Regions from separate parts of the Homo sapiens genome. Here region 1 is linked to region 2. Evidence: chromatin contacts called from ENCODE Hi-C or POLR2A ChIA-PET data. All regions are on one chromosome and are shown on one strand. Each heading gives the region's core, a stretch centred on a gene start or an enhancer-like site at or near the end of the contact. The rest is flanking DNA. Distances are from core to core; before and after follow the strand shown.

Region 1 (3,335 bases), core at 45-2,544, 49 kb before region 2:
TTTCAAAGGTACTGGAATGTCTTCCCTATTTAAATGCATAGACTGGCAGTAGGCTATAGGAGAAATGTCTGTATGTTGGCTTATCACTGCGTTAGCAGCACTGATCCCATGGTTTAGGGCCATCTGGACTCTTGAAAAATCTCACCTTTGATAGAAGCCACAGCACTTGATAGCAAAATATTTTACTTGGTCTAGATTTCTGGTATTCTGCAATCTCCATCTCATTATGATGACAAAAATTGAAATATGATATAACAGAAAGGAAAACATTCTGAATTCTGGCAGGTCCCCAGACACTGCTTATTTCCCCCTCCCCTATTGATGGCTCCACTTGCCACCTTCAGCATCTACACCTATGTTGAAAATGGCAGAAGGTACCTGGAAAATGTTCACAGTCAGCATTCAGGGAACAAACTCACTCATCCGGCACCCCTTACCTTGCTTGCCATAAGGCCTCCTTCTCTGCCCAGGCCCTATAAGTCTGTTTCTATAAGTCTACAAGAAAGATGTGATTTGGCCTGCCTATGGTATGCTCTATAATGCCTGTCTAGAGAAAAGAGCTTCCCAGTGTATTGACTACTGCATCTGGCATTTTCCATCAGGGATCTAGGCTCAGTTTACCTTGGAGTGACATAGTGCTTCCCTGAACCTCTCAAGCAAGAGTGTTAACTGAGCCTGATTCACTCCCATACTCATTGTTACAGTTCCAGTGGGCCCTGCCTCAACTTTTTTCTTGCTCTCTTTCAGAATTATAACTCTGCAGCTTCATGATTTTTGAATAAATGGATTCAAAGACTTTAATTCACAGCACCAGAAACCAACTGCAGGCTAGTTCAGGCCTGCAAAGCCTGGGCATACCTTCATGAAGAATATCCTCCTACAGGTCTTGCCTCGATCATTCCCAGCTGCTTGGAGTTGAGCAGCCTCCGAGGCCAGTGCTAGATCAGGAACACTGCTGGGCCCAGCCTCCGATGTGTCTGCCAGCTGCACAGATGAGTGGAAAATTCCCTCCTTGCCCTGGGCCAAGGAAATCTCAAAGGGATCAGGATATTTCTCATCAGGGCTAGAGCCATCATCACTGGTCTTAGCATTACAGAGCATCAGGGACCTGGAGATGGACCGAAATTTTGCAGATTTTCTGCTCTTTCCAGCGCGGCTGTGCGACTCCATCCTCAAAGAGGAAGTGAAGCTGCCTTTCTTCCTTTCCTGGTCTCTGGCCCTTGGCTGACGGGTGGCCACTGGACAGGGCTTAGCTGCCACTTCATGAGTCCCTAGAGGAAAGAGGAAATGGGAAGAAGCAATGTGACTTGCTGCTGACAAGTGGAGCTGCACACGAGTCCTGGATCTGAGCCACGGGTTCTTGGTGCCCGTGAAGCAGGACAGATGGGCAGATCATCCTTTAAGATCACTGGCCCTTCCAGTGTGCCAGCCAAATGGGGCTCAGTTAACCCAAGCGGTTAACACCCACTCCACTCCCAGTGTCATGGAGACCTAGCCCCAGAGCTTCTCATTCTATAGACAAGGGAACTGAGGTGCAGAGAGGGGAAGTACCAACCCAAGGCACTAGCAGAAGAGCCAGTAATAAGTTACAGGAGACAGTTTAGGGATCTTAGAGGCCAGTACTTTGTGAGGTTTTTAAACTTGGAAGCCATTCTTTAAACAAAAGTGTGCAGTGAACTCCAGTCTATAGAGCAGACCAAAGATGGGAAAACCAAAACTAAGTTCCACTTTCCTGGTCCCCTTGGTAACTTCACCCTTGATAACTCCCATGGCATCTCCAAAGAAACCCCAGAATCCATGGAGCTGAGTCTGAAGACCACTGATGTCTTATGTCCTCCATTGACAGATGAAGAGCCCAAGGCTAGGAAGGTTGGAAGTCTTACCTAACACTGACCTGCCAGAGTTGATGTGAGCATAAAAGAAGGTGACACTTGGCAAGTGCCTGCCAAAGGGATGAGCACATAACAGGCTCCTGGCAAACATGAGTGCCTTTCTCCAGGCCTAAAGTCAAACACTTGGCCAGAGTCACAGTCAGGCCCAGGGGCTCCTGCTTCATCACCTATCCCCACTGGGTCAAACTCTCACAGCCAGAGAGACCAAAGATGGGCTTTCCAGTCAGGCCAACATCCTGGCTCAGCTTTGCCAAGAGGAGCCTCCCATGGATTCAGTTTCCATGAAGCAGGTGGTGAAAGGAGCCCTGATGCTGTATCCTAAAAAGTTCTGACTCAGGCCCAAGCCACAAAAGAGAGGCTGTGGCCAGAACAACAAATTGTGGGATGCTCTTGGCCCATTGGTACTGCTGTTTGCGCACATCCAGTATTGAATAAGGAATAGCAGAGACCTAATAACATTTCATTACATCAAAACCCTTTCACATATCCTCCAAAAGGAGAATTTCTGCCTAAAAATAGACTGTTTTTCAGCACTCGAATTGCACACATTTATTGTTTTCTGTATTAGCTCTTTGATTTTATCAATTTATTCACCAACCATCCCAGTAATCAATAGCAATAAACAAAAATGAATTAATGATTGATTGAAAGTCTACAATATATCAGGCACTGTGTTTGATGCTTTAGTATAAATTAATTCGGTTTTGATCCATTTTATCAAGCACCCTCTTGTCAACATGCCTAAGTTTTGTACTCCATGTCCTTCCATCTCAAATGATAGTAAAACTCCAATCACAGACAAATCCAAGCCTCTGCAGAGTTCATGCCTGACTGTGGGTCTCTAAGCCTTGAAGGAGACACTCTCACTCCTGAACAGATTGGTATCATGAAACATTCGTGGCCACCAACTGGGCCTCCAGCTCTGGCCAACAGTAGTACTGTTTCAGTAATCAGCTTGATAACACATTTCCAACAATGTCTGTTTGAAAACTTCACTATGGTGTGCCAGGCATTGCTCTCATTGCTTTACTATTTAGTTCTCATAAACTCTGTGGTAGCCTCCATCAATATCCTCATTTTACAGAAGAGATACTAAGGCACAGAGAGGTTAGGTGACTTTCTCAAGATCACACAGCTAGGACTCAGTAAAAGCAGGAATCAAACCAGGCAATCTGGCTCTTAAGCCTGCATGCTTTACCCTGGCTCTACCGTCTCATTGATTATTGCCTTTCTCACCTTTAGCCTCAGTCTCTTCCTCTGTGCTGGATCTTTATCCTCAGCACATGAACACACTCAAACATTTTCTGTCTTTCAAACACTATATGTTAACTCCATGTCCTCCTCTTGTCACTTGCTTTTCCTTTATCCCCTTCATGTCTTCTTGAGAAAATGTTCTGCACTTTGTACTTCCTCCCCTCATGCTTACCTCCTCTTCAAGCCTCA
Region 2 (3,164 bases), core at 229-2,728:
TCCAGCGTTGATGACAAGCTTTTATCTTATTCTGTATGTTCCTAGGGACTTTGGTGGGAAGATCAGGAGGCTACATTGGGAATCACTAGCCAGACACCATGTCTTTTGAGGTTAACATTTCTGAGTTTGCAGCAGTGTTGAAATTAAGCTAGAGCTGTGGGCCTGTTGTTTTTGGCCTCTTGGCTTAGGAATCTCATGCATGTGCATCTCAGATGAAAGGTCCTTGACACTGACTTCTGAGTTTCTACCACCAGCCCCAGGAAGAGACCCCAAAGCACCAAGCTTCTTTGCACACCTCCTTCCTCTCTAGACTATGTCCCTCAACCTGGAAGAATGGGTGGGGGTCAGAATGGCACCATCCCAATTATAACCACAAATTAGAAAAGCTGGAAAGCTGGAATGAGCTTTAGGGGGTTGGGGAGAAACCACATTTGGGGAGGTCTTCTCTCTATTTCTTTCATTCTTTCTATATGACCTCTTCCCATACACAAACCCAAATCCTTGCCATCCCTCCCCTGCATAAAAGGAGCCGAGGGAACAGGTTTTTGTTACACCCAACTGTCTATAACGAAGAATGAAAGGTCCTGCCTCTTACCAGTTAAACCACCTTGGGAGAGACATAACTTCAGCCACCCATCATGAGGTCAGGAGATCGAGACCATCCTGGCTAACAAGGTGAAACCCTGTCTCTACTAAAAATACAAAAAATTAGCCGGGCGCGGTGGCGGGCGCCTGTAGTCCCAGCTACTCGGGAGGCTGAGGCAGGAGAATGGCGTGAACCCGGGAAGCGGAGCTTGCAGTGAGCCGAGATTGCGCCACTGCAGTCCGCAGTCCGGCCTGGGCGACAGAGCGAGACTCCGTCTCAAAAAAAAAATAAAAAAAAAAAAAAAATTCAGCCACCCATACACATTCCAATTTCTGTTCCCTCTTGGCCGCTGGCTGTGCCCCCATTAGCAGCACCCCTTACTGGCCCCTAGCACTGACAGTTTGTTGGTGTCCCCCACACACTCAACAGTCCCTTGGATTGTTCTCCCTTCAGATGATTGGGTCCCCTTCCTCAGCTAGTCCTTGTGCCCCCCAGCCCCTCAGGGCTATGGACACAGATGCTTCCAGTTGCTACCGGGCCTTCCCCAGCCCTGAGCTGATTGTGACTGGGCTGCCAGGATGTTGGGGGGCTCAGAGAGCTTGGCACGCGAGGCCCGCAGTGACCTGCACTGCTGTGGGCATAGGATCTACTGTGCCTGGAATGAGCCCTGAGTCCTCCCAGGTCTCATGTATTGACTTGGTCTGCCTAGCCTGCCTCCCGCTGCTGTTGCCTGGCCTGTGCCTTCCCTGTTGGGCCTGGAGCCCGCCCTAAACCCTGCCCCTTGGCCGTATGTTCCCTCTTGTTTAGCGGCCTCTAGCGTAGAGACTGGACTGTATAGTCGGCCCCTACTTCATTCTCCCAAAGCCACAAGTTACTGCCCCTACCAGATTCAGCACAGGCCACTTCTGCGGGGCAGACAGCCCAAATCCAGTCCAACTGCACCACTCCCTGTTATATAATGGATCTGTAGTGTTCCCGAGGGGCCAGACCTACAGCAGCCCCGGGACCAGTTCCCACAGCCGACTTCCTCCCGTTTCCCATTGCCTGGACCTCTGAGTTCTCAGCTGACGCTGTCAAATCACATTTAACACTTCAGGAGCTGAGCCATTGCCTGCCAGCATCATCCCAAGATCACAAACCTCTAAAACTTGGCTTCTTCATTCTCCACCGGGGCCTTGTGTAGCAAATGGCCTGCAACATCTTCCAGGCCCTGTCATCAGAAGAGCCAGCATTGTCTCTCAAACCCTTGGCCACTTCCCACACATTCCCATGGAGAGCTGCCACACTGAATGGAGTGACATGTGACAACTTACATGACAGTGACCGCATGGGAGATGGGGCTGGCTCAGAAAATGCCAGTAAACTATTTTTCAGTCTAATGTGTAATCATTAACCCCAATGCCTTCAACTCTGCGGATGGTAAGTGCACCTAATAATCAATGTTCTTATTCAACCAGCTCATTAGTTTTAAAATGTTCACTGCCTTCATCATTTGTTTTTGCATTCAGAACATTATAGAGGCAGGCCATTATATCAATTTATGGATTTTTAAATGCTTTATTATTTTTCAACATTCATGTGAAGGACAAATTGAGCCTCATTCAACATTCAAAGAAGGGCAAAAGCACAGACTGAGTGATGGTGGTAGTAGTGATGATGGCAATGATGGTGGTGGTTATGATGATGGCAGTCATGGTAGTGTTGAAAATAGTGATGATGGTGATCATGGTAGTGGTGATAATAGTGATGATGGTGGTGGTGGTGGTGGTGGTGATGATGGGGACGATAGTGATGATGGTGTGGTGGTGGTTGATGGTGTTTATGATGGTGATGATGGTGGTGGTAGCTGGTGGTGTTTATGATGGTGATGATGGTGATGGTAGTGATGGCAGCTACCATTTCCTGAGTGTTTACTCTGTGCCAGGTACTGTGCTAATCACTTCACCTGTATTACCTCTCTGAATTAAGGCATATTGTGGTCAGCAGCACATTGTAGAATGCCATCAAAGTTTGGTTATCTCCTCCAAACTAGACAAGAGCAGGAAAGAAACTGACAAATATCAATTGACACTTATGGCCACTATCTGGCTGGCTGACTGACTGTGGAGGTTCATCTGGATTGTCTGTTGTAGTAAAGGGAAAAAGTAAAGTGACTCCAATACCAGCCCATTACAGGGACCCAAGAAGCAATAGGGGACCCAGAGAGTAACACATGGCACCCAGGAATGAGTTAGGAACCAGAACTAACATGAAAGTCCTGGGTTAATCCCTGGGGCATCATATCTTTGCTCCCCCTTGAGGTGGAGATAAGCAAGTAATAAGTACATCATTTGGAAGATGGTAAGTAAGTTCTGCTCTTCCTACCTTAAGTCAGTTTTGTCTTGCAGAAATTATTGAGTTGTTCTAGCTAGGAAAACCTGGAGGGGGCAGAGGCTTGGCTGGAATGCGGAGTATTCCAGCTCATGCTGCCACAGATTGCTAAGCCAGGGGGGACAAAGGATTGTTGTCTGAATTCCACCTCTCCAAGGGAAACTGAATGTGTTTGGATGGATGTCAACCAGAAAGAGGCCAATGGTCC

Evidence for each region. A loop is a pair of places that touch in the nucleus more often than their neighbours do. ChIA-PET counts read pairs that join two places held with the same protein, here RNA polymerase II (POLR2A). Pooled maps may share reads with other maps.
Region 1: a pooled map shows a loop between it and region 2 (2.1-fold over the local background). The contact joins two enhancer-like sites. A Hi-C loop is called at or near these places in 9 of 168 maps with a recorded cell type or tissue (CD14-positive monocyte, Jurkat, Right ventricle myocardium inferior and 4 more) and 4 of 50 pooled maps. POLR2A ChIA-PET finds 5 or more read pairs at or near these places in 3 of 52 experiments (AG04450, WTC11 and activated T-cell).

Annotation. Positions count from the first base shown.
Region 1 is chr15:81,223,235-81,226,569 of GRCh38, reverse strand. IL16 (interleukin 16) reads right to left here. Exons shown (of 19, transcript NM_172217.5): 2 at 859-1,271. The coding sequence starts at 1,170. Among named protein-coding and RNA genes, the nearest start is that of IL16, 28 kb to the right of the region's middle. Within about 2 kb of position 1,294, at least 11 of the 41 ENCODE cell types and tissues checked have a DNase peak (open chromatin) inside an H3K27ac peak, as active enhancers do; they include heart left ventricle, where a contact is called at or near this core.
Region 2 is chr15:81,174,850-81,178,013 of GRCh38, reverse strand. No RefSeq gene overlaps it. Among named protein-coding and RNA genes, the nearest start is that of IL16, 20 kb to the left of the region's middle. Within about 2 kb of position 1,478, at least 7 of the 41 ENCODE cell types and tissues checked have a DNase peak (open chromatin) inside an H3K27ac peak, as active enhancers do; they include heart left ventricle, where a contact is called at or near this core.